2 separate regions of the Mus musculus genome follow, and region 2 is linked to region 1. Evidence: chromatin loops called from intact Hi-C (ENCODE). Cell type or tissue: heart. All regions are shown on one strand. Links, peaks and the distances in the headings refer to the core of each region. The heading gives the core; the rest is flanking DNA.

Region 1 (16,398 bases), core at 7,670-15,669:
TGAATATGTACATTTCTCAATTCTAAAAACTATAGCCAACCCCAAACACAAACATTTGGTCATTTGTCATATACTAGAAAAATATTAAACATTTATGGCTTCCAGGATTTTGCAAACATGGTAGTTTCTCAAAAGAATTCTTATATAAGACAGACATAGAACATCATCCTTCCTGCTCCACTGAGAACCTGTAATATGCTGCTGCTATAGCAAATGAATAGGGATGTGATAAAATCACACACGCACACACACGCTTACACATACATATGCATACATATTGCTTTTGAATAGTTGATAACATATAAAAATTTCCTGAAGTCTAACATTATGACATTTAAATTATCAACTGAACCAGCCCCATTCCTCACAAAGCAGGATCTTGGAGAAATGTAACAGTGGCAAGTTCAGCAGTGGTGACAACTCCTTCCCCATGTTTGTGAAACAGCATGAGGGGTGATGGCATCAGCTTCTTCCTGAGAAGTTTGGTACAACTTGATACATTTGTCAGTCCTGGGACTTTTTGTGATGCTTTTTAAAACACTGCTTTACCCTAAGTGCTTGCTATGGGTCTATTTAAACTGTTTATATCTTTCTAAGTTTGATAGTTCATATGTGTTTATGAATATATTCATTTCTTCTAGACTTTTCAGCTAATTAAAAAAAGTTGTCAAAGGATTCCTAGTAGTTCTCCAGAATCTATTGGACTCTGATATATATCATCTCTTGTTTTACTAACTGAGGTCTTCTCTCAAATTTAGTAGAGGCTTGTCAATCTTGGTTGTCTTTCCAAAAAACCAACTGTTTGAGTTTATATATTGTTCTTTCAGTCTGTCATTAATCTCTGCCCTGACCTTTGTTGTTTCTTTTTGCCAAATGCTTTTGGTTTGGATCATTCGTGTTTTTCTAAGACTTTCATGAGATGACTTTATTATTTTTTTTTAATGTAAGACTCAGAGTTGTGAACTTTCCTCTCCTAACTAGTTTAGGTGTGGCACAAAGTTTCTGGTACGTTTTGTTTTGATCATCATTTGTCTAGAAATTTTACATTTTCCTTCCTGATTTGTTCGACGATTCACTGGTCTGTTGGCTTTGATATGGATCTTCTAATTGAGCAGGTCAATCTCCTGAGAGGTTAGTTCTTAGTCCCACTTACAAAGAAGAAAAAAAGCTGTAATAGCTGCAAGATGAAATTTTGCAAGATATAGAAACACTTAATCAATTAAAACCCTCCAATATATAAACAATGATCATGAAACTAGAAATGGTAAAACTAATGCAAAATAATTTTAAAGTTATATAGAATTAATGTAGAACTAATAAATTAATAAAATGAAGTAAAAAGAAGGGAATAAATCAGAGGAAGTAAGGCTGAGTAAGAGAAAGGAAAAATAAAAGGATAGGAGAACAGAAAAGACTAAGAAATTAGAAAAGAAAAAAGAAAAGCAATGGTGAAAATCCCTAGTAACAAGAAAGCTTAAAATGCAGAGTTAAATAAAGGGGGAATGAAAATGGACATACTAAAACAACTCCTAATGTCTCCCTATTGCTATCCCCCACAGTCAGATCATCTCTTAACCATTATCGAGCACAGCTTCCTTTGCAATAGATGTCAATTAACACAGAATCCCTAACCTGGTCAATAATAGTTGAGTGGTCAGCCCCCAAGTAGACATGAATACCTCATCCCTAGGTTCAGGGATCTTTCTAGAAGAGAAGACAAAAAGACTAAGAATTAGAGATAATAGATAGTGACAAGGAAACATGTCTTCCAGACACAAATGGCAGACACAGGTATGAACTCACAGCAATTGGGACCACATGCACAAGGCCTGCAAAAGCTCAGCCAGATAAAGACCCAGTATTAAAGGGAAAGGTGGGTATATAATCCCATCACTAACTGAGAAGCAGATTGGCAATGATGGCTCACTTCTTTAAATGTTACCTAGAGGACTGATCACCTTCCAGAACAGGCCAAGACTGCAACAAAAACTAGACTACTGGGAAAGAGTTCAATAGATCTCAGAGTTGCGTAAGAAGAGATGGGAGGGCTGAAAGGGTGGTAAGAGAAGCAGTTAAGGGCAGAGAGAATGTGTTCAAAATACAGGGTATGGAATCCTCAAAGGATTAAGACAAAGTATTTTAAGAATGGAAACATGAGATTTAAAAGAAAATAATACAAAGTTAGCATACTACCAAAAATAGAGAAAAGAAGGGCAAATAGGAAAGAGGTGGGGGGAGCAATAATATAATAAATACATAAAATATTTCCCAGTTAAAAAAGCAAAGGCTAAAGAACTCACCACTAAACTGGGTTGAATGTACACTAAGTGTTTTATACATATATACAATTACAAAATTAACTTCCAAAAAATATTTCCCAGTTAAAATAAAATAAAACTATTACAAACAGTGGTGACAAAATATCTTAGAAAGTCTACGATACTCAGTTGGTTCTGGGAAGCTTGATATGGTGGAACATGTCTGTAATCCCAGCACTGAAGATGCTGAGGTAGGAGAATAGTTCAAAGCCAGCTGGAACTATCACAACCTGTCTCAGAGGAAGATTAATAAATAAGCAGTGCAATATGAACTTGAACAACTCTACTGAAATTGTCAGTTTATTTATAAAACAGCAAAGAAGTAGGGAATTACTGAAAACAAATGTTGAATTGAACTGTTTTGTCTGGGTGTAACCACTAGGTTCAAATACACACACACACACACACACACACACACACACACACACACACACACACACAAACACACAATTTCAGGGTTTGGTGCTCCAAACATACAAGTAAGGGGTCTAAGGAGATGTTTGAATTGGTAAAATACTTCTTATGCAAGCTCAGGCATCCAGTACCCCTGTTTAAGAAAATCAGGTGTATCTCTTGCTTTGCTGTTGCTGTCATGAAATACCATGACCTTAAGTGATGTATGGAAAAGTTGATTTGAGCTTATGGTTCCAGGAGAGTGCACAATGATGAGGGAAGACATGGCTGCAGGCAGTTGGAACAAGAAACTGAGAGATCACTTATTCAAAATGAAACAAACAAACAAACAAGCAAACAAACTGGAAGTGGGGTGAAGTTATATATCCTCAAAGCCCTTCCCCAATGATGTACTTCCTCATCAAGCCTCCGCCACTTAAAGGTTCCATAACCTCCCAGACAGTCCCCTCACTCAGGGACCAAGGGTGCATATACATGAGCCTTTCGTGGTACATTTCTCCCTCTAACCACCACAGCAGGCTGCGGCGGCACATACTTATAACACCAGCACTACAGACAGAGACTGCGATTCCTAGAGCCCACTGTGCAGCCAGCTTAGCCTAAATGAGATACCATCATAGACCTCTGGCCTCCACATACAGACACAAGTGTACACACATATTCACAACTCCCATGTAAGTTTGTCATCAGAGTGCTTCATAGAAAATACACTTAACAGACATAGGTCATCACAGAATAGTGACACTGATACAAAACTAAAATAATCAAGATAAATGTGTTAGCCCAAGGATAGATGTATACGGTTTCCCCAGAATAGATTGCAGACTATAACTACTTACCATGTATAATCAATGATTTGCAACTAAGATGCTAATTCAATGAGACAAAGAATAGTCTTTTTTAATACCTGTTGAGAAAACCAGATAGCCACGGGTAAAAGATGAAAGTAGACATTCACCTGAGACTTTACATCAAAAGTAACTCAAAGCAGAAAGATGCTTTAATGCTATGACCATAGACCTCTCAGAAGAAAATAGGTGTATATTACATGTAAGCCTTCATGACCTTACATTTGGCAATGCTCTCTTAGATTAGGTACCAAAAGAGGGGGAAAGGCACTGCATAGATTAATATTCTAACATAATGTTGCTTAACTTACAGTCACAAAAAATAAAACTGAAAAAAATATGATTCATAAAGATACCTTAAGTGGAAATCAATCCACAGATGAGGAAACTATTCAAACCCTTTTATCTAGTATCTTACATCTAACGTATGTAAAGCACTCAGACAAGAGTGTCCTGGGGTCTCATGGAACTGTATCTTGCCTTGATAACATTTCTCTGAGACAAACTTTTTTTTTTTTGGTTTTTCGAGACAGGGTTTCTCTGTGTAGCCCTGGCTGTCCTGGAACTCACTTTGTAGACCAGGCTGGCCTTGAACTCAGAAATCCGCCTGCCTCTGCCTCCTGGAGTGCTGGAATCAAAGGCGTGCGCCACTACACCCAGCTTCTCTGAGACAAACTTTGACTCCTTATTCTGACTTCTAATCTCCCTTCCAGCAATAATGTCTGGGACCTTTTCTTAGTAGCTTTGATTTCCAGGTTTGTTGTTGCTGGGTTGGGTTGCGTTTTGGTTTTTTGCCATTTTGTTTGGCAGTTAGGTCCATATGACTAATCAGCCATAATTTGTCAAAATTATATCACCAACGTAGAGCTCTCTGGTCAATTTGTACCTAAAAGCCTCCTACCACTTTTCCCTGGACAATGTGGATCAATAAAGTGTGGACAACATCTATGAGTTGATTGAGTGGTGATGCCAGAGGGGCATGCTCAGGAAGCTGCAATCGCAGCTGTCATGGTCATGGCTCAGGGCTGTAATACCATTGGGAAGTAGAGGCAAGAGAATGAGAAGCTCAAGATCATCAGTTCAAGGCCAACCTAGCTTCATGAGATGAGAGAGAGAGAGAGAGAGAGAGAGAGAGAGAAAGAGAGAGAGAGCGAGTGACTCCCTCTCCCAAGTCAAAATAAGATAAAACCGTGGAGGCCATAAGAACCATCGAGGATCTGGAAAACTGAACAGCTGGACCAGATCCTTTCTGATCTTGTGTTGGTTCTGCTTGCAGCCTTCCATCTCTGTGCAGGCCTAAAGAACTCCTTTCCAGATGAGGTGAAGCTCATCAAGATGTGTCTGTCATCACTTGACCTCACAGGCTGGTGAACTCCTGGACTACATGGGGCACGTATCTCTTCCAGCCAGAGCTCATCATCCTCAAGCACAACTAAAGGCCCCAGAGCCTTGCAGTTTGTCTGCATCAGGACCCTCCACCGAGACTCGCATCAGGCCCCAGACAGTCTCGTGGTCGTACCGGAGCTCCTCCAAAGTCAGTTTCTGTATGAGAAGGCATGTAAGAAATGTTTACCACCAGAGAAATGCAAACCACTCACAGCCATTAGGATGGCTACCATCAAGGTCAAAGGTGCTAAAGATGTGGAAACTGGCATTCTGACTGGTGCTCAGACTGAAAAGCCCATCAGCGACTTAAAAGTTAACAGCTACAGTATAACTCAGCTTGGTACCAAGGAGAAATACTCAGATGAGAGCACTGGTGGTTAAGAGGTAATAAAAGTACTTATAAGGCAGAAATTATAAACATAAATAAATGAAAAACTTTAAAGGGTTATATCAACAAATAGCTACAAAATGATTACACTAGTATTAAATTAAAAAAAAGAAAGAAAGAAAAAGGAAAGACAAGAGGGCTTGTAGGTACAGCGCAGGAAAAAGTTCATTGTAGGTAAAAGGGAGAGCATAACCAAATAGCCATAGCAAAGGCATCTGGGAGAGTACAGAGTGAGCATGACTAGACTGAGCCAGGCCGTGTGAGAAGAGTGGGGGTGGGGGAGGAGCCAGACCAAGGGGGTAGGGCAACCAAAATGGTTGCATTATGTAGGTTAGGGTGCTGGGGTAAAGAAAGCCCAGATCAAGGCTGGAGAAATTTGAGGTAGTGGGCAGGGTAAGGACTGAGGGATGCTGGGAGAAACTGGCAGCCAGGTCTGCTTTGATATGTTAAGTAGGCACCCGTGTTTTGAGACCTAATAAACATGTAAAGTCTGGTTTCCCATATCCCCCATCTCCAACGGAAGGAACCCAATGAAGAAGTCAATTTAGACTCTCTCCACACGTGGGGCTGTGGGTCTCTGCACCTGCTCCCATCTGCTTTCATCCCAGGAAGCCTCTCTGATGGCAACTGGACAAGGCACCAATTCTAGGTCTCTGAGCTATCCAGTCTCTGGTTCTTGGTCATCCAGGCATTGTAGGGTATGGGCTTCCTTTCCGGGCGTGGGCCTCAATTAAACAAAACTTGGCCACTCCCACAAGTTCTGAACAAAAAAAAATATTCTCAATCCATTTTTTACTCAGGACCATATCCAACAATCAAGGTCAAGCCACATGATATCCCATTGTTCAGGAGGCTGAGTTGTGAGGACCACTAAGTTCCAGGCCATGAAAAATAAAATAATATAAAGATTCATCTGGTTTTAAAACCTCTGAGGCTAGGTTTCAGACTAGACAGTTGATTGTTAACACCCATTAAAAAGATGTCCTGATTCAAGCCCAAATGATGCAAAGGGACACAATAATTTGCTGACTTCCTAGAATAGAATGTTATTAAGTACACAAGAATCTATGAAAAAGCAGTGGGAATAAGGAGAGTTCCTGTGTTATCATTAGGGAAAGGTAAACTCTAATCTCACCCACACTGATTCATCCAATAAACTCCATGCCTCCTGTGCTCTCGTTCTGAAACTAGAAATCCTACTTCTAGGAATCGTTTCTTTCTTTTTCATTATTTATTTCTGCCTATTACTGTGGTCCATGAACTGCTGCTATGGCCTTAGGTGATCCAAAAATTCATGGAGTTTTAGCCAGAATCCTGGAATCAAGCCTGTCCCTAAAGAAGTAAGGCTCTTGTGTACTCTATTCACTCGGTAGTCTTCCTGTGCCCATTTACCTCCTAGTCAATGGACTAACCTTAAAGATGGTGGATGTAGCAGGGCAAGGACTTCCAGAATGATCCCCAGGCCTATGGCCCACCATGAATCTACCTACCTGCCAATCACCTCTCCACCTCATTACTCAGTTTAAACACAGCACTATTTCCTCCATCACTGTGTTGCTTGCAATCATTTCCTTTCCTGAGGACGACCACTTTTCTAACAGCCACAGGAGCCTGTTCTCATGCTAAATCTCTTTCCAGGCCTAAAAGAGCCCAAATTCTACAACAGACCTTCCTAATAGTCCTGTCCTTCTATGAGTGACAGTGTGGCAATAACATTTTTGTCACAGCACTGAAAGCAAACACCAAAGCCTTAAGGCTAGCTGAATTGTCTCACCACGTACAACTCAAAGTTGCCTGGGATGGAACCAATAAAGACTTAAGATTTCAGCAATCATTGATTAAAAAAAAAAACAAAAACAAAAAAAAACCCCAAAACATGTTTCAAGTTATAGAAACAATTTTAATGCAAATACTCAGTAGGGCATCTTTTGCATTGCTCCCAAAATTTCGTCTCTTTCTGCTGCTGTAGGCATAGATGGCTGAACTCCATTTTGTCTTCTTTGGATCATGACAGAATTCTATACATAGGCATGAAAGAAAACACCAAAATCAGTTACATATTAAATGGTAATAATCTGACAGTAATTTTCAGTTGTTTCTTCAAAAAGAAAATACTAAAATCTAAGTTTTAAAACTCCAAAACCTACTTCTAAAACTCCAGATGTTTCAATCTATTAACATTTACACTGAAGAGATTATGCACCCAGAAAGCATTGTTAGCAGGAGTTGGGTTAGGGATATGACATTTAGTATATATACAGGAGTATATACAGTCCACTTACAAAAGCTGTGCATAATTATGAAGTGAAACTGAGTCTATCAGAAAAGGAAGGACCTGGATCCAGTGCTCAGGGCTATTTTATGACTAAAGATACTCACCTAGGAAGACTTATTGATATTAAAGGTTGAGTCTTAAACCTTGGAAAAGAATGAAACAAGCGCTCAAGGATGCCACAGAACTAAAATCCCACTCAGAAGATAAGGTCAAAGAGTAAGTGTACCTACAGCCATCACTGGGAAACTGTGGATTACTGGTTATTCTCAGCTACGGCCACAAGCCTAAGAAGCTTGAGAAGTTGGGCTTACCCAGAATCGCCGGCAGTTTTTGTACTTCAAGAAGTAACTGGAACACCTTTCCCTGTCATAGTTATTTTCATCCATGCATCTGGTAGAAGCATCAGATTCCTTAAATATGTAAGAGATCATCATTTAAAATGTAGAATGTGATCTATTAAAGACCCAAACACAAAGACTTCTGAAGCTGTTTTCCCCTGAAAAGATATCAAATGGCTTATTTTTGTGCATGGTGGTGGGAAGACTTATAAAAATAATAGCCAACTACTCCAGAAATCACTCAACTTAAAAAAGACATCTTTTTTGCCCAGTCTGGGCCAGTTTTCTAAGCATCTGATCACATGAGTTTGAGTCAAAGCCCTGATCATGGTCATTTGTTCCAGGAGCTGAAGTAAGGTATCAGGAGCTCTGAGCATGGCTACACTGCAAGCAGCAGAAACCAGCCTCCCACAGCTCAGTGCAGCTCTCCTGGCTTTCCCTAGATCTCAGTTTGACTAGATGTTTTGATCTTAACGCTTGGTTTGAGGTTCCAAGTAAATTACACAAGTAAATGATCTACATCAAGGCAACCTAAATTAACAGCACCCATCTTGGTGCACTTTTGGCTATCATTCATTCACTCCGTTATGCAAGCATACTATTACACAGGCAGCTTTAATAGTTATCATTAATGTGACTTCAAAAAGAAAGCAGCACAAGGCCATGAGTTTAAAATGAAGTAGGTACTACTGGTAATTAAACTTAAGCTGCCTGAACTAGAAGCAGATTGTACAACAAGCTTCAAAGTGAAAGGTAGGACTATGAGAAGTTATCTAAAATAAAGTTTCAAATACGCAGGGAATCTGCTTCACAGGCCTAAAAAAACTATCTTGCCTAAACAATACTTAATGCTGGAAACAGATGATATAAACCAATGGATGTATACTGTGTAATGTGTATTTTTGAAAACCCCATAAAGGATGGTGGATTAATATTCCTCATAGCAACAATATAGTATTTACATTGTATTTCTCAGGAATGGCAAAGCCACAACAAAGTGTTGCAAGCTATATCCAATTAATGTCAACAAAAACTTATTTTTGCAACACAATGCTGTCTATAAGATACCTTTGTGAAAACCATTGAGCTTAACATAAGCTAATCCTACTGTGAACCCATGACTCAAGCCAGGCTGTCTCAAAGGCAGATTAAATAATTGCTGTGATGAAAACCATTGGTTGTAAATTTGCTGTACTGTCCCATGTGTAGACTAAGGACTTTCCTTAGTGCTACATATACAAGTTTTACAGTGACAACCAAACCCTGTTTATTCCACAGTTAAGCAGAATTGAAGAACAGAGTCTTTGTTAGGCACATTTTGGTCATTTTTAAGTGTTATAGTGAAATAAAATACACTGGCCAGGAATATCTTTTTCACAGAAAAATATTTTATTCAATAACTGCTTAGGACAGATACCCACAAAATTAATATTGGTTTTTCCAAGTTAACCCTCATGACAATGAAAAGCAAAGCACCCTACCGACAAGCAAGGGTTTATGTCAGGATCTCTCAGCCGCCGAGTGACCATGGGCATCTTGTCTTCTTACTGAAGGCAGGCGACAGAAAAACAGGTCAGAAGGAAATGACCAGAAAATGTCATCAGCCCCACAAGTACTTTTAATTTAATTTACCCACAAAATTTAATTTTCAAAGTAGAAGGTACTCTATAGGAAACAATGAAACACACACAAACAAAAGTCAAGTTACTGCTTACTTAACATTCTAAAAAGCCATAGTTAAAAAAACAATGAATGAATTTTTCAATTCCCTTTCTACCTTCTATGTAGATTAATACTTTCCATGGGTTGAAGGAGGTCAGAGAATGCTACTGTGGCTCAGTAATTTTCCAATTTGAGTCTTAAAAATACAGCTTTGCAAAGGTTTTATCCATTAAAGACATCACATTACCCTAAGAGCCAATTAGCTATTGGAAGTCAAGTCATACACTTTATGAAGTCAGCCAATCAGTCATGGTCAAGTACAACTGCTCTTCAAATCCCAGTTCAAATGAAACTGTACAATTCTCTTGCAGGGGAAGAGGTTAAAAAAAAAAAAAAAAAAAAAAAAAACACAAGTCACAATTATTTGAGAAAGGGCTTCATTTATCTCAATATATCGATAAGGTATTGATGAGCCACCCACCATCTTTGAAAAAACGTCCTCTACTTAGCTTAAGGGGCTGATCTGGCTTACACACCCAAATGCTACTCTAGTTTAATCACTTTTCTACCGAAAAATCAAAGCAGATGCCAGAGAAATAAGGCAGTATGAAGTACACAACTCTACTGAATTAAAAAACAGAACAAAACAAACATGCATGGGCCTTTTCAGAGAAGTCCAACGTTTTGTATGAAATGTCACCAAAAACAATGTTAAACAAAATAATGTATATTCCAGAAAAGTAATTCAAGCCCATAAACTCTTAAGAAGTGAACATATTCTGAATCAATGGCCATCCAGTCCAACTTCTTCCATTCTGGTAAAGATCGGGATGTCTAAGCTAAAGGAGCCCAACTTTTCCCGGAGATAGAATCTGATTACTCTGAGTCCTTTAACTTTCAGTAATCACCAAATAATCATTTATGCCATGAACTTCATTGAAAATACCCAGCCAGTAGAAGCGTCTTGACAGGAAGGGCACTCAGTACAAAGTCCAACTATCTCTAGAAGCCTTTCCTCTTCGGAAGATAGTTTACAAGACTGCCTCTTCCTGAGAGAATACCAGAACTAAGAAAATCTACAGTCTTCTCTTCATGTCTCCCACAGAGCTCCGCTTGATCGTTCATGCATATAATAATCTCGACAATCTGATACGAACACAATTCACACTGCGTCCTGATCATGAGATTCTGTTGTTTCATTATCATCAGCCAGAAATTCTTTTAAAAAGTATCCACACAAAACAGGCATCAAATTTGCTGCTTCAGGCTATTCCCGTTTTACTGCTTTTTATTCTGGATACTAAATGCACTATAAACATGGTTTTCCTAATGTCACCTCCTTCGTATGAATTCCTGTGTTAACAGAAAAGGAAGAGGAAATGTCAATTTACATGGAGGAGTGTGGCTGAAGGACAAGATGGAGTGCCCTGCTAAAGAGGCCTTATCTGTTTACTTTTTGAAGGTGCAGGAGTGAACAACTGTTACAACACTGTACTACTTCCAAGATGACATTCAGAAAGAAAACCAGCCTGAGGGAAGACTGCAAACCTACAGCACATCTGAGAAATAGTGCTAAAATCTACTCTAAAGGGCAAACTGCTTACCAAAAAAGTTCCTGATTTCCCACTCTTCGCAGCTTTGATCCGCAGTGGGGGAAGGGCACGTTACTGAACAAGTCCAGGCCCCCCAGGCTTCTCAGAGTCTGGTCTGTGAGTGTTAAATCCGGAAACAGAAATACAGCACACCATAAACCTGGGTACAGAGTACCAGGGACAAAATGTCAAAGTACACATCACAGGGATCTGAGAGGTCGGAGACGAATCTCCAAGAATGTAACTCCCGGACCGCACCGCCTTCCGAGGTGCCGCGCCGCAGAATCGGACGGTGGAGGGCGGGCACAGGTAAACACCACAAAAGGGGCTGGGAAGGAAGGGGGCGGCGTAGAGCGGGGACCTGGGGAGGGCAAGGAGGGGAGTGACACAATCCGGGGTGCCCAGACCTGCATGGGGTCACCTTCCGCTGCCCCGGCCGGACGAATCGCGTGGCGTGAGTAGCGGCAGGAGCATGCCGCGCCGCGGAGGGTTTGGCGCCACGAACTAGGGTCTGCCCTCGGCGCAGTGCTGTCCCGGGCCTGCTGTCCAGGGAGGGAGGGGCCGGAGACCACTCACCACAGGCCACCACTCAGCCAGCACCCGGGCCGGCTGCAGTTCCAAACACGTCAGTGGCTCACGCAGCAGGACCTTAAGTAGCGCGCACCCCAACGTGCTGCCCCCGCGCCCCCCGTTCCAGCTTGTCCAATCCACGCACGCCGCTGCCAGATTGACAGGCGCGCGGAACTCTGTGAGGTTGGGGCGGGCTCAGTTCGCTCCGCCCCCGGGCAGCGGGAGGAGGGCTCAAGCAGGAGGAGCGGGTGGGACGGCGTGAGACCCCGCCTTCTCCCCGCCCCACCGCGCCCCCCGCCCTTCAGCATCGCTCTTACCACTTCGGCCTGATGGGCAGCCACGTCAACCAATGAGCTCATCTGGACCCGGCGGCGGCCGCTCGGACTGGCCAGGCCCTGGGCGGAGCGTGAGGAGGGCGGGCACCTCGGCGGGCGGGGGCCAGGGCGGGCCGGCGGGCGGGCGCGGGGCGGGGGCGGGGGCGGCGGCCGAGCGGGCGGGGGGGGGGGTGGGGGGGGGTAGGAGGCGGCGGTGGGCGCGACGTCGGCGGCTGCGGCGGCGGCGGCGGCGGCGGCGGCAGCTGCAAGTTGAGCTGCAGGGGCAGCGCATACACTACAATGGCTGCTGGAAAGAGGCGTAAGGAAACAATTTCCAGGCCCGCCGCGTCCAGCCCGAAATATGAGAAAAAAATTATTAGAAATTCCGCGGGCGGTGTAAAGGCGGCGGACGGGCCGGAGGGAGGATGTTAAAGCTCCGCGGTGAGTTCTCCGGGGGTCCGGGGCGGCGGGGAGGCGTTTAGCGGGAGGAATATCAGGGTTATTTAAATTATGGGACTAGCCGAGGGGGCAGAGGAGCCGCGGCGGCGGCAGGAGGAGGAAAAGTTTGTGCTACTCCCAGCCCCTGCTCAGGACCCCAGAGAGAAAAATAATAATAAAAAATCAAATAAAATCGTGCGGCGGGGCTGCAAGGACTCCCGAGGTCGCTGCTGACAGGGCAGGGGGCGACGCGACTGGGGACCCGAAGGTGAGGTCGGTGGGAAAAAAAAAACCCTTTTATTCAGGGTCTGGAAAGTTTGAAAAGTTTTCCTCCTCCTCCTCCTCCTCCTCTCTGGTGCTGTGAATATTGTGACAGCGGCAGCGGCAGCAGAGAGAGCGGAAGACATTAGAGACCCGAAAAATAAGGGAAAAATTAATATAAATTCGGTTTTGAGAGGAAACTCTCCGCGTTTTCCACCAAAACATCCCGGGGGAAGGTCGCTTCCCAGAGGGCCTGGCGGAGACCCGCGGTCGGCAATATTTGGGGGGTACTGGGAGTGACTTGGGGTAACTTTGCCCCCTTTTCCGAAGAGGTTTTTCTTTTCTGGAGAAATGCATTTGTTTTTGCCCTCCTGCCCAGGTGGGAGAGCCGAGTCGGGGTGCGGGGTCCGCGGGGCGCCGGACCCAGCCGGGTGGCGACGGGGGCGTAGGGGGAGGGGGTGCTAAATGAAAGCAGGAGATCGGGACGGAGCAGGGACAGCTTGTTGTCAGTATCATAAACAACCAAAATGGAGGGAGAACTCAGGCATATAACCAAATAAAAATTGTTAAAAAATCGCAAAAAATCCCTAAAAATCCGGGATGCGCCCCCCTTTCTCGCCAAAGGTAAAAGTGTGAACCGCCTTTCCCCTGAAGTCCATTTGGACTTTGCAGGGACCAAGGAGTTAATATTTATTTATTTTTTAAAACTTTCGAAGGGCAAAAGCCTTTTATAACTCCACCGACAATGAGAAAACGTGAAAATCCAATGCAAGAGAAGCAGGGGGAGGGAGGGGGAGGTGGTAGTGCAGAAACTACTAAACTTATTGGTAATGTGGACTGATCTGAGATAAGATAAACACTATATTTGCTATTTTATAACTCCCTTTTAATGATCTGTGAGGAGGTTGCTTTTTGGGGTAGGAAAAAAAGTGATGCCATTTTCTTAATAGAGTTAATATGTGTGATTGGAAGAATAAACCTTTCCGGCTTTAGATTGCATTTTCGTCGCATTTATGCCTCGGGTTTTGTTAGTGGCTCCCTCCTTTCTTTAAGCTGGGCTCTCCAGAGGAGGGGTGGAAAGGTGCTGTTGCCCAGAGAGACTGGAGGGCAAGACTGGCGAACCTTCTGGGGAGGGGTGGGGAGTTGTTTGGTTTCTCCCTTCCTGGCTCGTTTGCTTCACCTGTTCGCCCTCACTAAGGAATGTTGGACTGAAGTTTTCTGGTTTTATGTATATAAAAGGATGGTGCCTCTTGCATCACATTGATGTTAGTGGGAAAGTGCTGCTGATGTTGGTTCCACGTGGGATCTGGGACAGAGCAGGGCATTTTAAAGGGACAGCTTCTCTTTTCTTAGGGTTTTCATCACCTATGCAGACTTACAGAGGACCAAAGTCAGAGGTGCTGGAAGTGTGTGGTGATGGAAGAGCCTTCTCTTTCCATTACTCAAGTGCACCCCCCGTTTAGGAGTGATGGAGGGAGAGGAGGGATAAACAAGCCCAGCAGAAGATGGATGTGTGTGTGGCTTAGTTTTCATCCACGCTGTTCTTTTATGTAACAAGCCCTCCCAGAAACTTTTCATGTTACATTGCTTTGCTCTGGAAGCTGATTTTGGAAAGAATTGTGGAAAAATGGAAAAAGTTGAAGGTGTGTGGTGTAATGGTATAGCATTATTGAACACTTATGAATTCTGTGCAGTGAGATCAAAGAGCCATGTATGCCCATAATGGGGGTTTACAGCCATTTTGTAAAATACCTAATGCTCAGTTTGGCTTCAGGTACACTGAGGACTTCTGGTTGAAACTTACAGGCAAAGTGGTGGAGACTCCTTAACATTGTAAACAGTAGACATTTCTGGGGAGGCGGGAGTGGCTCTCATGAAGACCATGGAAAAGTTTATATATATATTTCAAAATTATATATAGTCCATCCTATGCATATGTTATAACTTTGCACTTTGAAAATGAAAATGCTTGGATATCCTGAAACCTATGGATTTGTATCTTTTCCGCTGAAATGATTTGTGTTTACCAGGAAATGTTTGCTAATCGTTAGCTCCTATCTGCTCTTGTGTCTGCTCTTGTGTCTTAGATGTCCGCAGTATTTTCAAAAGGTAAAATGTGTACATTGTTAACTGTACAGTATTTAAGATTACAACTAATCTGGGATGGAAACTACTTATATTCAGTTTCCACAGCCATATAGAGTTTGGGAAATAAATCTCTATTTTGCTTTGTTTTTACAATTTATAGAAATGGACCAAAGTAAGAACTGAGTTTTTAGACTTCTTAGGTAGTGTTCTCTTTTGCCATACTGCATAAAAATTATTTTGTGACAATCCATTGTGTGTTAGTTCCTGTTTCTAACTGACTTTTCTCAGCACTTTCTGTCCATACCTACATGAAAACAGTATCAGTGACCTGTGAGCACATCATCTTGTGGTTTCCCACTTTGGGAACAACTACAGCTTTCTAAGAAGTCACTAAGGAAAGCACAGGGGCACAAATCCCTGTGAAATCCTGATGCTTGGAAAGAGATTAAAGTCTCAATGAAGAAGATGACCCCTCCCCACCATAATCTTGTGTCCAAAGATTTCAGAATTCCATCACTACTTACAAAAAAAAAAAAAAAAAACCCTCTGAAGTTTATTTTGCATGTTCATTATGTTGCTGGCTCAAGATAGTTACTCTGACTATAAGTAGTCAGGATTATACTTTGTGCTTAAAATGCATGAGACTTTCGGATACTGAGCGGTTGCCACTTTGACAAACCAAATACAATTACCAATAAATTCAGTGTCAGTAAAAGTCAAGGCAAGTTTTGCTTTTGGTTCTGTTAGCTCATTGAGCTACTGAAGGTGTTTGGGCACTTAAAAATAGGATCTCATTCTTTGTTGTCAACCTCAACACAAGTTCACCTATTAAAATAGAGGTTATTCTTTCTCATATAGAGTAATATACACTTTGTTGGGGTTTAGTAAAACCAGCTCTTTTTGAAGTTAAAAAAAATACACTCATAATGTCCAGATGAAAACCTGTAACTCTTAGAGTCTTGCTTAGATAGGGAGTAGCACAAGAGCTGAGTTGAGTTGATTGTACTAAGGCTTTTTGATGCTTAGAAACCCTGCCTGTTGAACTTCCTTTGCTGGAAGTCCTATTAAATTATACCAATACAGAGAGATAGTCTAAGGACAGCAGCCCATGCTCCATACGACCTCACTTACAGTTAGAGAAACCCCACAGAGGAGAATTCTTCTCTGAGACTTAGATGCCCAGTGGCACTACTGAAAATTCTGAAATGATTATTTCCTGCAGTGGTGGATGATATAGTGAGTGTGGGATAATACTGATAAAACCCCTTATCTGTGTATTTATTTATGATAATCAAAATAGTTCAATAAGCAGACATTTTCTAGTTAAAGTAGTTGAATTTTCCTTTATCACTATAATTTGAAATTTTAAGAATTTTTTTTGCTTTAGTATCAATTCAAAAATGAGAATTTTTCCTTCATTATTATAATAATCCTGGTTGCTATTATGTACATTTTCATATGATATTCTAGAAATTTACCTAAGGGTTAAACTATTGTTTTTTAAAT
Region 2 (16,398 bases), core at 4,849-12,848, 64 kb after region 1:
GCCTGTGAAATGTTTCACTCTAGTAGTATAATTTTAAGTTCTAGAACACTTCATATCTTTTAATAATTTCTTTTTCTTTATTGAAATTTACAGCTGCTCATTCCATGTGCACTGTTTTTTAGAAACCTTTTGCTAATTCTACTGACTGTTCCTTCCCAGGGTCAGCCTCCACAAGCCATCTTATTTGTGGCACATGGGTTCCTGTTTCTTGGTATTTCTAGTAATTAAATTTCATGATTTGATTGTTTTCTCTAAAGCAGTGATTCTCAACCTGTAAGTCGAGACCCGAGAGGGTCACATCAGTTATTTACACTAGAACTCATCCCGGTAGTGAAGTCACACTTATGAGGTAGCAACAAAATGATTTTATGGTTGAGGATCACTACCATAAATAGTCCTGGCATTAGGAAGGTTGAGAACCACTGCTCTAACAAGTGTTGAGGGTCATGTTTGCGTTAGCCAGAACCCTTGAGTGATGGGTTGTTACTCATACAGTTCTTTTAGCCTACCTGTGGCTGCTTGGAGTCTGCCCAACACAGGAGCATATCAGGAATTCACAAGAAATTTGGTCAGAGTATATGCAAAGAATTTGTCTGAGAATTTCCCTTTCTGAGATTTTCTTGCTCACCAACCAGCTGATTTTCCTCCAAACTATCTGATTTTTTTATGTAGGTAAGACCAAATTTTCTATTTTAGTTGCCCGTGAGATTGTCTGATACTTGAAAAGTGAGTTTTATTTACCATGGTTTATACTACCTGCATCTGAAATGCTATTGAATCCTTAGGTCTTAGGAAAGTTTCTCTGATTTTATGAGTGTAACTTTGGTCTAGCTTGGCCAACAACATGCATAACTAGAGTTTTTATTGTTTTGTTTCTGTTGTCTTCTGTGTAATCCATCTAGGTAGCAAAGATTCTGTGTCAAGATTAGGTTTTAGGATGTGTTTTCTTTTGTGATTATTTTATCACAGATTTCCATACATCTGCTTTCTAAAGTGCTTTTCCTTGTGTTGCCCAGTAACAGTTCTTGCTGCTTCGAATCTTTGTGGTTTCTGATAGTGTTGAATGTAAAGACTTCCACTATAGTCTCATTGTGATTCTCCTTGTATTTCTTTAATATATATATGTGTATCTACATATATATACATATATATATATATATATAATGTATATGAATACACTGTTGCTGTCTTCAGACAAATAAGAAGAGGGTATCAGATCCCATTACAGATGGTTTTAAGCCACCATGTGGTTGCTGGGAATTGAATTCAGGATCTCTGGAAGAGCAACAAGTGCTCTTAACCGCTGAGCCAGCTCTCCAGTTCTCCTTTGTATTCCTAATTACAAATGATACCCAGGACTGGCTCAGTTATTTATTTATCAACTGTAAAAAAAATTAGGGAAAATGTTTCTTCAGATTTCTTGCCTATTTAAAAATATTTTATTAGATTAATTTTTATTGTTGAATATTAAGAATTCTTTAATATTGCAGGCATGATCAGATATGTGATCTGCACATATTTTCTCAGTCTGTGGCTTGTGTTCTCATTTTGTCAAGTCTACTTACATGGGTTTTTTTCTTTCTTTCTTGAATTGTACTTTTCCATTTCAATCTAAAAAGTCATCACTAAACGTAAAGTCATGGAGATTTTTCCTTAAGTTTTCTGTAGAATTTATGCAGTATTATATTTTCAATGTAGATTTATGATCCACTTTAAATTAGTTATTTATGTGTATTGTTATTTTGCCTACATATATGGCTATGTTTCCTATGCATGCTTGATGTTCTCAGAGACCAGATGAAGCTGTTGGATCCCTGGTACTGGAATTACAGACAGCTGTTAGCTTCCATATGGGTGCTGGGAATTGAACCTGGATCCTTTGTAAGAGCAGCCAGTGCTTTTAACTGCTGAGCCATCTCTCCAGCCTCTAGGACCCATTTTTATGCCATGTTTATAAGACATATGGTACATGTTAAGAACCTTTTAGATCTTTTTGGTTGATGCTTAGTTGGTTGGTTGATTAGGTTTTTTGTTTATCTGTTTATGTTTTTGTTTGTTTTTAAAAGGATCTCACGCTGGGCAGTGGTGGCGCATGCCTTTAATTCCAACACTTGGGAGGCAGAGGCAGGCAGATTTCTGAGTTTGGGGCCAGCCTGGTCTACAAAGTGAGTTCCAGGACAGCCAGGGCTACACAGAGAAACAAAAACAAAACAAAACAAAAAACAAACAAACAAAAAAAGAGGGATTTCACTATGTCGACCTAGCTAGTTTGGAAGTCATTATGTAGACCAAGCTAATCTTCAAAGTCAGTGAGGTCCGCCTTTCCCGAGTGTTGGGATTATGGGCATGCACTAGCATACACTTTTTTGTAGTTCACAGGATTTGCAGCTGATTAGCACTGTTCATTCTTTCTCTACCTCAGTACTATACACAGCACAGCACCTTCTAGCACTATGAAAGCTACCCATTTAGGGATGAAGCTTCCAGGTCATTATCGGCTAACTTTCTCCATGTTCTTTGTCTCAATACATGTCAGCTTCAGCAATAAGTTTTTATCATCAAGGATCCTGGAGGACAACCAAGAGCAGTGACCATCACCTGTACTGTTTGTGGAGGTCTGTGAGACCCCACTGACCAACAATTAGAAAAGAGGTAACCCACACCTATCTCTGTGTTTTTGTATGGTAGCTATAGAGTCTAGGAGAGCCATTATGTCCCATGCAGGATAACTTTATTTAAAATTTTGTTATATATGAATATGGGCATATTTTCGAAAACTTCTAAGAGTTTTCATGTGGCTTTTTCAAAGGTCTTCAGTACTGATTATCCTGTAGTCCTATGTTAATGAGCAGAAGAGCCTCGTGAATATTAATGTTAGGTATTGTGACCTTGTGTTCTTGCAACATTGAGCTAGAACCCAGGGGCTTTGTGTCTACTAAGCAAGTACTCTACCTCTGAGATACTTTCCCAGCTACCAGATTATACTCTCTGTGCTATGTGTGTTTGTCAGAGCAAACCTGGGGCCTCATCTGTGCTAAGTAACAAGCTGTTATACTTGGGAATTCCAGGAATTCTCAATGTATATCTAGATTGGAGGTGATGGTGTCATTTCTTACTTTCTAGTCTATCTGCCTCCAAATTCTTCTACTTGCATATTGCCTAAATAACTTTAAGTGTGATGTTAAATGTGAATAATTTAGGATTACTCTCTAAATAGGTCGTTTAAGATACTTCTGCCTTGTTCTCCAGGTTTACAAGAAAATATCATGAGTATTATTACATGGTTTTAAAATCAACTATACTTTATTAGGTTAGGGAAATAATCTGTTTGTATTTTATATGGTTTTTATCATGCTGTTGAATGCCCCCATACACTCATTAATATGAGTGTGTGTCTTCTCATTTAGCCTTCTACTAATATGTCGAATTATATTCATTGATTTTTGAATGATTGACAAAACCCTGAACTCCAAGGATAATGCTGTTGTTGAGGTGTTATCCTTTTTTATATACTGCTAGATTTGATTTCATAGTACTGTTAGGGATTTTTGTGTCTATGTTTATACTTTTTTCTTTCTCTTTCTTTTTTGTAATAATATATGGAAAACATATGTATATATCTGTCTTACTTATGGCTTCCATAGTTGTGACAAAACACCATGACCAAAACAACTTGGGGAGGGAAGGGTTTATTTGGCTCACATTCCCATATCACTGTTCATCATTGAAGAAAGTCAGGACAGGAACCTGGAATGGAGATCAGAATCACACAAAAAAAAAGTCATAAAAATGAATGAGACCGTTGACATTTGGAAGGAAAGGTCACCACCAGCATGGAAAAAAACTCAACAAGGAACTTGAGGTTTCAAAAAATAGAAAAATAACCAAATAGAAATGCTAGATATAAAAAAAAAACAACTCAGTGAACCAATGCAAAACACAGTGAAAATCAGTACAGACCTGACTAAGCAGAAGAAAGACTACCAGCAAAGGAGGCAAGGTGGAGGAAATACTATACTCAAACTGTGAAGGAAAAGAAGTGGGCAATGTCCGTGTGCCCAGAGAAGCTTTGTTACCTGGCTTGATCTCTTCCTCAGCAATCCCAAGGTGCATTGCTGCTGTCTTGTTAGGTGTCCCATCTGTTGTGGCTTAATGGATTAGAACCCGACTCCAGTTTCCATTAAAGTCTTTGAGGTTAGGGCCTACCTTTAACGTACCCTCACGGTTTCCTAGCTGGACCTAGAGGTCCACTGTGAAGACATGTTAAGCCTCTGCTGCTTCTCCATGATGCACAGACCCTTTACTAGGGATTTCACCGTTTCATGGTAGTCTCACAAAGAGAAACGTCATCATCAGAAATGTTCTGGATTTCCAATAAATAAGGGAACACTAAAGATATTCAATCAAGTTATTTATATTTCTTCATTATATTTGTACCACAAATACATTTTAAAAACTCAAATAAACCTTAAAGATCCTTAGCATACTGGGTAGTTGAGTGGTAGATGAACCTCTATATTTTCTCTTTTTATATATAGATTAGTAGTAGAATCACATACTGATTTGGGACAGAGATATAGTCTGAGGAGTGTCTGGATAGGGGATTACATCATTAGAATGTACTTACACAACCTTGAATGGGGTGGGCCAATGATCAACAGGGGCTCTTGATGCATTGAAGATATAGTGAATTAGTTCTTTGCTAAATTCCAATTGATTTTACAGGAAACTTCTTTTAAACACAGGCATTACTGCAAACTAATAAGAATAGTATAGCAAATACATATGAACAAGAATTGCATGTGCACTTAACTGTATTGCATTCATCTGATGTGGTTAAGAAGGCAGTAGGCTGCTTTCCATTAGCATCACCACTAACCTGTGTGCTGTGCTGTGCTAAGATGTCACTGAATTTTCAGTACCATTATAATCCTCTGGGCCCACCATCACATACATCATCTCGCACTGGCCAGAACAACATAATGTAGTGCGTAACTATATCTGAGTCTTAAAGCTGGAAACCATGATCATTATTTGCACAAAATGTGGAGCAATGAAAAGTTGGAATTCATCCAAAAAAAGGCTGCAGCTAAGCCTGTTGATTTTTGTCAACCTGTTTTCCTTTGAGTTGAGTCTCCCCACATCTGCCTTTTGTCTTGGTTTGAGATATAGATAGATAGATAGATAGATAGATAGATAGATAGATAGATAGATTTTATGTGTGTGTGTGTGTATGTGTGTGTGTGTGTGTGTGTGTGTGTGTATGCTGAGTAATCCTCTTGCCTCAGCTATAGTTCATAAATTAAGATTTTTTTTCTGTTACTCTGGTTTCATACCCTCACTTCAACTAGTTCTAAAACTCCAATAAAACGACTAACAAAAAAATACCCCAGCCACACAACAGTGGGGAGTTTTCAGCGTTCTTCCATTTGTGCTTGTTTATAGCAGGAAGTAATCATCAGAATCTTTTCTGGGTACACCAGGGTGCCCCAAGTTTTAATTTCTCACTTTTTAAATTCTATAACAATGAGGTCCTAAAACAGCTAAAGAAAAATCACCATGTCAAATAAACTAATTGATGATATGTATGGAAAGATGTGGCTCTAGATCAAATTGCCCAGAGAGTGGCCAAAATTATTAAAGATGTTAAAATAAGCATTAAGGATAACCCTTCCATAAAGCTTCTTCTCCATTTCTTGACCAACGATACTCAAAAAAAAAAAAAAAAAAAAGTTAGTTAGATGCTGGCAAGATAGTTCAGTGGGTAAAGGTTCATGTTAACAAGTCTGATGACCTGAGTTCAGTCCCCAGGAGCCACATTGTAGAAAGAGAAAACTTACTCCCAAAAGCTGTCTTCTGACCTCCACGTAATATTGTGCACTTGGATGCACACACTTGCACACACACAGAGACTGAGAGGGGTAGGCTAGGGAGGGGGGAAAAGAGGGACAGAAGAGTGGGACCAGACTGATAGCTCAGCAGTTAAAGCACTTGTACATGTAGAGAATCCAGCTTTGGTTCTCAGGAACCACATGATGTGTAACAATGCTCCGTAACTCCCAATACCCTCTTACAGCTTCGTGAGGCACTACACACATGTGGTGCCCAGACATATATGCAAACAAAACAATTCATACACATAAAATAAGTAAGTCTTTATTAAAAGAATTTACATCTACTTATATTATTATGTGTTGAGGGCACACATGTGCCACACATGTGGAGTTCACAAAACAACTTGTAGGGGTATGCTCTTGCCCTCACCATATGAGTCCTGGAGATAAAACTCAGGCTTAGCAGCAAGCTGAGCTGTCTCTCCTATCTAAGAGCCAAGACCTGATAAGGAGAACCATCTTCTTCCTTCACCACTCCCCAAACCTCCTAAACTCACTTTGTGTGGAGTTCTAACACATTTCCCAATGCTTGGCTTGCCAAGATGCCTGGCATGGATGCTGCAAACATCACTGTGATATTCCTCGTAATCTCATACACATTAAACCCAAATTATTAGCCCTAAAGTCCTCAAGGTATTAAGAAGGCAAATACTACCAATAACTAGAATTGTCTCTTTTGTCTAGTAAGTGCATAGAACAGATAAACATGAAATGTCATCTCAAATAAGTCTATATTGCCAAAAATCAGAAAACAAAAGAGAATGGCTTGAATCTTTGTGACAAAAGAGAGGAAGAAGAATCACTGAGTGAAATGTTTCATGTATAAAAGAATGTGCAAGGAGAGAGAAGAAGAAATGAAAAACTTGAGGAGGGTGGGTGTGGTGGGGAGGGGACTGACATTGGGTTATAATAAAATTAGTTTAGAGAATCATTTTGTTTTCTGCATGGTAACGTTTGGTGATGTGTGATGATATTAAATTGAGAAAACCTTGGCATGTGTTATAAAGGAAACTCAAAAAAAGAGAAAGCAAATCTAAAATGTTTCCTACAGTACCAGAGATGTTGCTGGTTAACTAGAAGGCAGGTAGTTTTTTTAGAAGGTAATGATTTTTGATGGTTTGCAGCCAGACGTGTGGCCCATGTCCATAAGTCTAGCACCCAGGAGGTTAATGAAGGATAGCTGCAAGTTTGAGGCCACTATGCATTACAGAATGAATTCAGGACCTGGGAGAATAGTTAAACTCTGTGCTTTCCTCAATCACACACCACCAAAATTTACCATAATTATGCATGCTATATGTCATGTGTAAATTATTATGTAAGAAAACAATTTGACTGTACATATTTTGTGACTTACAGTGTAAAGACAAAGTAACTGCAAGAAACCTTGAACTGTATTTATAGCTTCTAAGATAAAAAGCCGGCAATTATGTTACATCTTCTTGGACTCAGGATGCTATGACTAAAAATATGAGAAGAAAAAAATAATAGCTAACATATTTAATTTTGAAATATACTACTAAACCTAAATTCAAATAATCAATAGGAATATTTGCCTTTAAAAAAAGACTATGTTTTTCCAACTTTTGTTTCTTAAAGTGAGAGAGGAAGAGAAGGAAGTAAATGGACGTACCTGTAATGTTACCTCTGCAGTCATGATTTCCAGCTTCATTTTGCTAGGGTACACTTGAGAAATGGATTCTACAAGGCACTGTGAACCTGGTCCAACCCACAGTTATAATTCCAGTCAATGGGACAGACAGTACCAAACAAACAGAGCAAGATCCACTCATTGCCAAAGTGGGTAAGTTTGAGCAATAAAAGAAAATTATTACTGTAGTTCATTTAATCACATTGAATGCATGAAAAGAATCATATGTCCATATTGACACAATGCAAAAAATGAATAAACATGATAAAGTGAATAACCTGTATCAGTTTTGAATCCTTTCATCAATGTGTTATTATTTTGATTCACTTACCACCAATGAGAAATTGACTTTATAAGTATTAAATACATAGTGTTTCCTGGCTCAAAGAAAATGATCCCTTAAGCTGTGATGAAGAAATTAAGAATCACCAAATTAAAGTCAGGTGAGTTTTCAAATATCCGTGAATAGCTTATGGCCAAGAAGATGAGAAAAAATTGCAAGGTATCATTAAACTCGATAGTCTATATTACAAGTTGTGTTACAAAATCAGTAAATGTGTTGAAATCTTATCAGGTGAAAAGATATTTCAAGATAATGTGTATCTTCAGAGTTAAAATAAAAAATGCAAGTGATCAGCCCAGGTGGAAGAGGTCCTCCCTTTAAGAGGGACAGAACCAAGTCTTGTGCAAGTTTCACCCTCAGACTTGCTTCAGTCCTACAAAATGTAAATCAGTCTCTGAAATTCGAAGTTGAGCGCAGGGAAATGGAAATAATTCTATGCGCACTTCACAGATATGGAAATAAGTCAGTGTTCTATCCACTAGGCATAAAATTCAAATTTCAGAAGAATATTAATAGCATAATGTTTGCCTTAAGTAGATTGAGAAATCGTTGTGTGTTTTCCAGTTTGACTCGAATCTCTGCCTTGGAACTTTTAGTAAGACCTGTATTTTTTCTATGTTTTAGCGTTTGGGCTTTTTTAAACGTCAAAAGGTTTTCGACCTTAATAAGAGTTTGTAAAGGGAGCGCAGGGCGGGGGAGAGGGGGAGGACACCAAGGGCTCCTATGCTCCACTTCTTCCAACTTTGCCATTCGGAAATCCGGCTGGATGTAACCTGAGCTCACTGAGGCCGCCCAGCTCCCTGAGCAGCCTGTGTTCGGGACTGCGCGTGCGCGAACGTGGCGGTGCCCGGTTCCCCCACCCCCACCCCTCGCGGGTCTTGAGCGTCGTCGTGACGCCTGTGGAGTTTCAAAGCCTTTTTAAAAAATGTCTCTCAACGGCTACGCGACGACCCTGAGACGCGGTAGCCTGCACGGAAGGGCGGGGAGCTCCTCGGTGGCCTGTGGGGACCCCAGGGCCTTAGCCACTGGCCCCCGGGCCGGGCAGCAGCCACCGGGCGGGTCCGAAGGCGCCGCCGCTCGACTTCCGGAACCCGGAGCAGGAAGGAAAAGCCCGTAGGGACTCCAACACCGACCGGCGTCCCAGGAGCTGTAGATTCCGTATCTGTGGTCACACCTGATAAACTCGCTGATATCCGCAGATCTCCAAGCCGAAGGAACAGATGTTCACACTTCCAGGAGCGGCCAGGACCAATTCCTACATCGCACCTGCCCTGTTACCTTCAAATGCTGTCTTTTGTCTTTGGAGATCACAAAGCCTTATTGCATCTGATCAGATTAAAGTTAAAATTCTGTAGATTGGACATTTACGGATAATATGACGTGCTTTTATATCTTTAACAAAACGAAAGTGCCGGAAAACACACTTTAAACTTTTAACTTATCAATAAAATGAATTCATTTAGCCCCAGTAGATTATTTTAAGCTAGTGATATTTAACACGTCTGTGTTTCTTACCTGGTATAAGCCCCCAAATACCAGAGTTTTATTTCTATGAGTTTCATAAATAAGTAGTAGCTAAGTTCCATCTACTATAAATCCGGAGCAAAGGAGAATTTGAAATCTCTGAGTCTTTCTCACAACGTAAGGTTGGGTGTGCTTTTACTGTCTTTTCCAGGGATGGAAACTCAGGTGGTGGTACAGTAAGAAACACCAGCCATCTAACCCAGAGCCTTTGTACTTTATCTCTAAAACCAGGCTTTTATCCATTTCTGAGATAAAATTTTCATTTCTAATCACAGTTTAGTATTTATCCAAAATGTAAGGTATTTGTGAAAGTATGATTCGTATTGCATGCACAAATCACAAGCCCATTGCTTGAGATCCACCATGTATCCATAGACCCAAGGGCTTTAATTGCATGTCCATTATTCCGTACTTATTTTCTTTTACAGGTATTTGAAACTACAAATGGGTTACACCCTGATTAACCCCATCATAGGTTAAAAATACTGAAATGTTGTATACGTGTGGACACAAAGTCAGCATTAAACAAAGTTAATTAAAATCATAATAAGAACTTAGGTGATAAAGGAAAGAAAGTTAATATAATGGTAGATCTTTTCAGAGTAAGGGCAGTTTCCATAGTAAGACTCCAAACTCCAATGTTTTAACTTTATAATGATATGGCATCCTTATGCACTCAACAGACCTCTCTGCTCAGATTGCCCCTCTGTAGCACTGTCATTCGGGTTAATAACCATCTCTGACATTTGCTAGGTAAAGCATTTAACATATGCATTTCCACTCATCAGTGCTTACAGCCTATGATGGGGTTACCAGGGTGTAAACCGTCTGCAGTTTTAAATACCCACAAAAGGAAACACATAGAAAGCAGTGGGTACACCATTAAAAGCCTTGAGTAGATGGCTGGTGAGTGGAATGAGCTCAGATTTGTGCATACACAGTGACTCATACTTTCACCAATACTTTGCATTTTGGATAAATACTAGACAACTTTAGAAGTGAATTATTTATGAGGTTGTCTTAAAATTAAAAATTACAAAGTAATAAATCACATTGTAATGTATTTTGTGTGATACCCAGAGGTTTAAGGCAACCTATTACTCTTATGCTCCTGAAGTCCACAATTCACAGTCCTGAACTATAATCTTATCTTTGTGATTGCTGAGCAAATTTGCAGTATAATTTCAGTGCTTTTAAATTTTGTCCTGCTTACTATTTTCCTTTTTTATTTGGGTTTGATATGCGTGCACAGAATGGGGCTTCTATTAAAATATTCCATGGCTTACATTTTTAATATTTTGTTCTCTTAATATGTTCAAAGCTACTCAACTTTTATTCCCGAAAAATGTTTACTTTAATTATTCTAATTTCTTACATAAAGCATTGAGGTGCTAACAATTATATACTATGTACAAGATGGCAGACTAAATCATATCATACCATCAAGTAGAAACCTGGAGTTTGGTGAACTTTGAGTTGTTTATATGTCTCTCCTTTATTGTCTTCTCAAAACCTGTGATTCTGAAGTCAAAGGGACACAGCTGTCACATGAAAAGTGATCACTTATCACCTGTATGCATAAAACACCTTACCAAGCAGCTAAGAGGAATAACTCCTAGCCACTTTGAGAAACGTTTTTGAATAAACAGAGCAAGGCTCTTCCCCATTCTCCCAGAGATATAGCATAAAACTGAGCGCATTTTTATAAAACAAAAAAGGAGGAATGTGTGGTTTGATGGCCAGACCCTGAATTTGTGTTCAGCATCTGCTTTTCCATATTATAGATGGGTACCAGTGATTCTGAGCCATGTCTATTTCTCCTGACTTTTCCTCTGTTTTCCCACGCTTGCTGATATTTACAGCCGTGGTCATCACAATCACCTTTGTTCCTTTCTTCCTTCCTCCAACTCTGCATTAAATTCCAGGAACTTGCTTTCTGTGAAGTCTAGAATCTGTCTTGAAGCAAACTCACACTCATGGGGTGGCTTAACTTGCCTTGGAAAGGGATATTGGGAGGTCACTGTGTTGTTATGTTACAGAGTCTTAACTTGCTGTTTAAATCAAATACAGTGTCAGAATGCTCCCTTCTGATGAACGTAAAAGGTATGTGATCTGACTTCTATAAGTGATTGTATTTGGATCAAAGACATTAAAGTTACAGATGTTAATTCTTACAAAGGTTGCATCTAATAACCCTGGCAAGTAGTTCAACAAATGTCTGCTGTTTGTATTGCAACTCTTGCAGCCAATAGCTGCTGGGAGTGATTTAATGCAGCTGGAGACTAGCACTAACAATCATTATAGCCTGAAAAGTGTGCACCAAGTTCACTGTACTTTTTTTTTCTCTTCAGTCGAAGGACTGATTAATGATCATCAGAATGTACTTGATTTTTTTTTTCTTCCATTGTATTGTGATTGAAGAATTAGTTGGAAGGTGACGTGAACTTTTGGGCAGGCCAGTACTGTTTAACGGGGGAAGAAGTTGCTAAGGATTCACTTTAGCTGTGAGCAATCGTTTCATCTGAGACTGCCAGGCTTCATCTGCACCCCCAACCCCACCTGACTTATTTTTTAAAAAAGAAACACCTTGTGGAGTAGTGATAGCACAGATGTGGCTGGTTTTGAGAATCAAGGAAGAAGGGAAAGGAACTGGGATGAAGGCAGCAATCTTCAGCCATGCTCCCAAACTTCCCTGGCTGTTCCTACTCATTTCTCCCTAGTGTCTCATGTGACTGTCCCATCTGAGGGTGTAATGCCTTCGCCTCTAAGCCTGTGTCGCTACCTCCCTCGTGAGCTGTCGCCATCGGTGGACTCGCGGTCCTGCAGCATTCCTTTGGTGGCCCCGAGGAAGGCAGGGAAGCTCTTCCTGGGGACCACTCCTCCTCGGGCTCCCGGACTGCCACGCCGGCTGGCCTGGTTCTCCATAGACTGGGAACAGGTATGTCTGATGCATAGGCTGGGCTCTGGAGGGTTTGGCTCGGTGTATAAAGCCACTTACCACGGTGTTCCTGTGGCCATCAAGCAAGTAAACAAGTGCACCAAGGACCTACGTGCATCCCAGCGGAGTTTCTGGGCTGAACTGAACATTGCAAGACTACGCCACGACAACATAGTTCGGGTTGTGGCTGCCAGCACGCGCACGCCCGAAGACTCCAACAGCCTAGGTACCATAATCATGGAGTTTGGGGGCAACGTGACTCTACACCAAGTCATCTACGGTGCCACCCGCTCACCGGAGCCTCTCAGCTGCAGAGAACAACTGAGTTTGGGGAAGTGCCTCAAGTATTCCCTAGATGTTGTTAACGGCCTGCTTTTTCTCCACTCACAAAGCATTTTGCACTTGGACCTGAAGCCAGCGAACATTTTGATCAGTGAGCAAGACGTTTGTAAGATCAGTGACTTCGGCTGCTCCCAGAAGCTGCAGGATCTGCGGTGCCGGCAGGCGTCCCCTCACCACATAGGGGGCACGTACACGCACCAAGCTCCGGAGATCCTGAAAGGAGAGATTGCCACGCCCAAAGCTGACATCTACTCTTTTGGAATCACCCTGTGGCAGATGACCACCAGGGAGGTGCCTTACTCCGGCGAACCTCAGTACGTGCAGTATGCAGTGGTTGCCTACAATCTGCGCCCCTCACTGGCAGGGGCGGTGTTCACCGCCTCCCTGACTGGAAAGACACTGCAGAACATCATCCAGAGCTGCTGGGAGGCCCGCGCCCTGCAGAGGCCGGGTGCAGAACTGCTCCAAAGGGACCTCAAGGCTTTCCGAGGGGCACTAGGCTGACTCCATCGAGCCGATGTAGAGATAAGCTTTTTGTCTCTGTTTATTTTTTTAAAGAAGTAAGGATGGTGTGGAAGAAAACATACCACTAGGGCATATTTTTAGGAAATAAAGTTACCACGAACTTCAGCCTGAAGTGCTTTTCCTAAGCATAACGGGGCCACAGATCTCATGGGCATCGCTGCTGGTAAACTAAGCCGTTTTGGGGTTCCTGGCCCTACTGTATCATTTCTGTAGTAAGGTTTGTTCCTGGATGAAAAAAAGAATGGGGGTGATGGTGGGAGGAGAGGACATCCCTGCTCCTAGGTATGAAGAACAAAGTTTATCGTGAATAAAAGGGAGACATAGGACATGGACCTGACTCTGAGCCATGTGAGAAGAGGTAGGAGGGGAAGGGAGAAGGAAGAGAGGAGAATCAGGTGTAGCAGCCCAAAAGAGGAGAAGTAACTAAATGGATTATACAGGGAAGGACAGCTGGGGAAGAAGGGCATGCCAGCCAGGACCACCCTGTACTGATAGGGATTGAGGGATGCAGGGAGAACCTGGCACCAGGTCCACTTTGTTGTGTTAAATAGGCACTTCAGCCATTTGTCCTGGGGTTGAAAACTTAGTTACTGGTAAAGAACATTTTTCCAAAAACGAATGGTACTATAGAATGCCACATTTCCCCCTGTAAATTTTCATGTTTCAAATCTCCCCTAACACATACCTAAACTCAAGCTGCAGTTTCCCTGAAACAAAACAACAAAACCAATGCTTTTTAAAGGAACAGTTGTTAACCAGCAGTGATGGAGCATACCTTTAATCCCAGCACATAGGAGGCAGAGGCAGTTGGATCTCTGATCTCTGAATTTAAGGCCAACCTGGTCTACAAATGAGTTCCAAGACTACAGGCTACTACTGTATAGCCAGGGCTACACAGAGAATCCTTGTCTAGAAAAAGCAGAACAAACAAAAATGAAAAGGGTTGCTTTCCTTTCCAGTCCATAAAGAAAGGCCATTTGTAATCACTTCCACATAAATTTTACAAATTGAATTGTTTTCAAGCAACAAAATTCTAAATGACTTGTAATAGCTTACATTTGAACGTTGTCATGAGCAGGAAAGTTGCAAAAACACTTCTACACTGGGTTTCTTTTGCTTCAGATTTGAGCCCAAAAGCAGATGGCAAAAATAAAGTTGTGTGGTGGGGGCAAATAGCAACCCAATGAAGAGGGAGGGCTGAGTTGGAAAGAAAAGACCAGTGAGATGGGATTGCTTTTTCTAGAAGTCACAACACTGGGTGCTGTGGAACTTGTCACTGGGACAACTGTGGCTTTCTCTGAGTGAGAAGAGTACATCGGTGTCCACGTGTAGAGAGGCCAGGCAAGTGCAATGGCTAGGACAGTTGGTGGCACATGCTTGCGCTAGAGGCTATGTGTATTGCAGAAAGGAGCAGAATCCTGGAGGAGGCAAGAGACATTGAATGTGTGTGGTTGTTTGGTTTGCTTTTAGGATGAAGAAGTAAATTTATTTGTAGACAAAAGCTGAGGAGACAAAGATAACTGGTGAGCTTTTCAAAACCAAACAGATGAAAGATGGAGCTATGGAAAGACTGGAGCCTTAGAGGAAAGGGAACTCTCTTCCAGGATGGGCGGGAGGCAAGAGTGGGGCCGAGAGCTAGTACCTATGTGTAGAGAACAGGCACAGTGGAAGCTCAAGGCTCTGGGCTTCTACTATTCCTGTCTACGTGGTTCAGAGGGATCTACAGAGTGATATTCTGGTCTAGAAGTGTTCCTGGAGGAAGCAAAAGGGAGCCATCCAGGACCAGGTAGTATTGAAAGAATGTTACTATCTAGGTAGCTACTGGCCAAGAAATAGGTGGCTGGCTATTGTATCTCGTTTGGGCCTTGGCAATGTAGGGACTGAGCCATTAAGCAGAAACTACACTTGTCTTTTCCTGAACTATCAGTAGGTAGTCTTAACTATCTAGACCCCTAAGCCCATTGTTAGGAAGCATCAGTAAGGGTCAGCTGTCAGCTTCCAGTCACAGTCATGCTACACAGTCACTGTGCCTGCATGGTTCTCTGCTTATAGATGCAGCAGACTAAGATCTGATCACAAAACAAATATTCAGGATAAACTGTACTAATTTGTACAAATGTATCATTATTCTCAAAACAGTATACTATAACTAATATTCACACAGCACATCCATTAAACTGGGCATTGTAATCAATGGGCAGATAATTAAGGAAAACAGGATGTATGGGTTATATGTAAATATAGTACCATTTTATGAGGGTAAAGAACTTGTGAGGGTCCTGGATCTAGTCCCCCCACCCAAGAACACTGAGAAACATTATATTCAATAAATATGAAAGATAGTCAATACTTTATCATTAAATTGATTTTGTTAGGATAGATGATTTTACCCAACTATAGTCCAAGTTAGTATTCTGAACCCATATAAAGTAGGCTATGTGAAGCTGATGGTCAGTATATCAGGAAAATTTTCAGTGATATTTTCAATTTATGATAGCCTTATTGAACCTAACCCACTGTAAATTGCCATACACCTATACTTCACTCCCCAAGAATAACCCAGGTAGAATGTTCTCCTAGAGTGTGCTTGGCCCCAGCTTCCCAGAACTACAAAACTAATTAATTTAAAATAAAGTTCCTTCTGTTTATTTTAGCAAAAAGAACTATTGTTTGCAAACCCCTAAATAGAATCATTGAAAATATAATACATTACAATCAACCTGTTTCATTCTACTATGATAAAATATTATTCTAACTATAATTAATGCCTTATTCTCGGATTGTCAACTGAGGTAAAACGTACCCTCAACAATGGTATGTTTTAAAGGCATGAAAATCCAGAATTGACTTCTAAAAGGAACTTGGTCACTACTAAGGTTAGAATATCTTCTTTTGCTGGGTGTGGTGGCACATGCCTTTAATCACAGCACTTGGGAGGCAGAGGCAGGCGGATTTCTGAGTTTGAGGCCAGCCTGGTCTACAAAGTGAGTTCCAGGACAGCCAGGGCTATACAGAGAAACCCTGTCTCGAAAAACAAACAAACAAACAAAATCATCTTTTTCTGAAAACCATTCCAAGTGACAAGAATCAGCTCTGTACATTCTGTAGCCATGAGTGCATGAGAAAGAAATCCTAGAATGCAGTGATACCCAAAGACTGGACTAGTTGCACAGGAAGAGTG

The links. A loop is a pair of places that touch in the nucleus more often than their neighbours do. Peaks named below come from ENCODE experiments on the same cell type or tissue, not always from the same donor. Only the 100,000 strongest peaks of a DNase experiment are listed, where the experiment ranks them.
Region 2: it touches region 1 in a loop (6-fold over the local background); 8 of 42 quality-filtered maps call a loop at or near these places.

The regions. Positions count from the first base shown.
Region 1 is chr4:3,934,362-3,950,759 of GRCm38, reverse strand. It overlaps Plag1 (pleiomorphic adenoma gene 1), which reads left to right and starts at 12,355. Exons shown (of 6, transcript NM_019969.3): 1 at 12,355-12,546. Chchd7 (coiled-coil-helix-coiled-coil-helix domain containing 7) reads right to left here and starts at 11,872. Exons shown (of 5, transcript NM_181391.4): 1 at 11,629-11,872; 2 at 11,234-11,381; 3 at 9,449-9,514; 4 at 7,941-8,039; 5 at 7,234-7,372. The coding sequence starts at 9,502. The coding sequence ends at 7,268. In heart, for the core only: no CTCF peak of the experiment used is centred there; DNase peaks (open chromatin) are centred at 12,029 and 13,209; H3K4me3 peaks cover 4,492 bases; H3K27ac peaks cover 3,462 bases.
Region 2 is chr4:3,867,581-3,883,978 of GRCm38, reverse strand. It overlaps Mos (Moloney sarcoma oncogene), which reads left to right and starts at 11,874. Exons shown (of 1, transcript NM_020021.3): 1 at 11,874-13,321. The coding sequence starts at 12,165. The coding sequence ends at 13,196. In heart, for the core only: no CTCF peak of the experiment used is centred there; a DNase peak (open chromatin) is centred at 8,708; H3K4me3 peaks cover 2,208 bases; H3K27ac peaks cover 2,038 bases; H3K27me3 peaks cover 447 bases.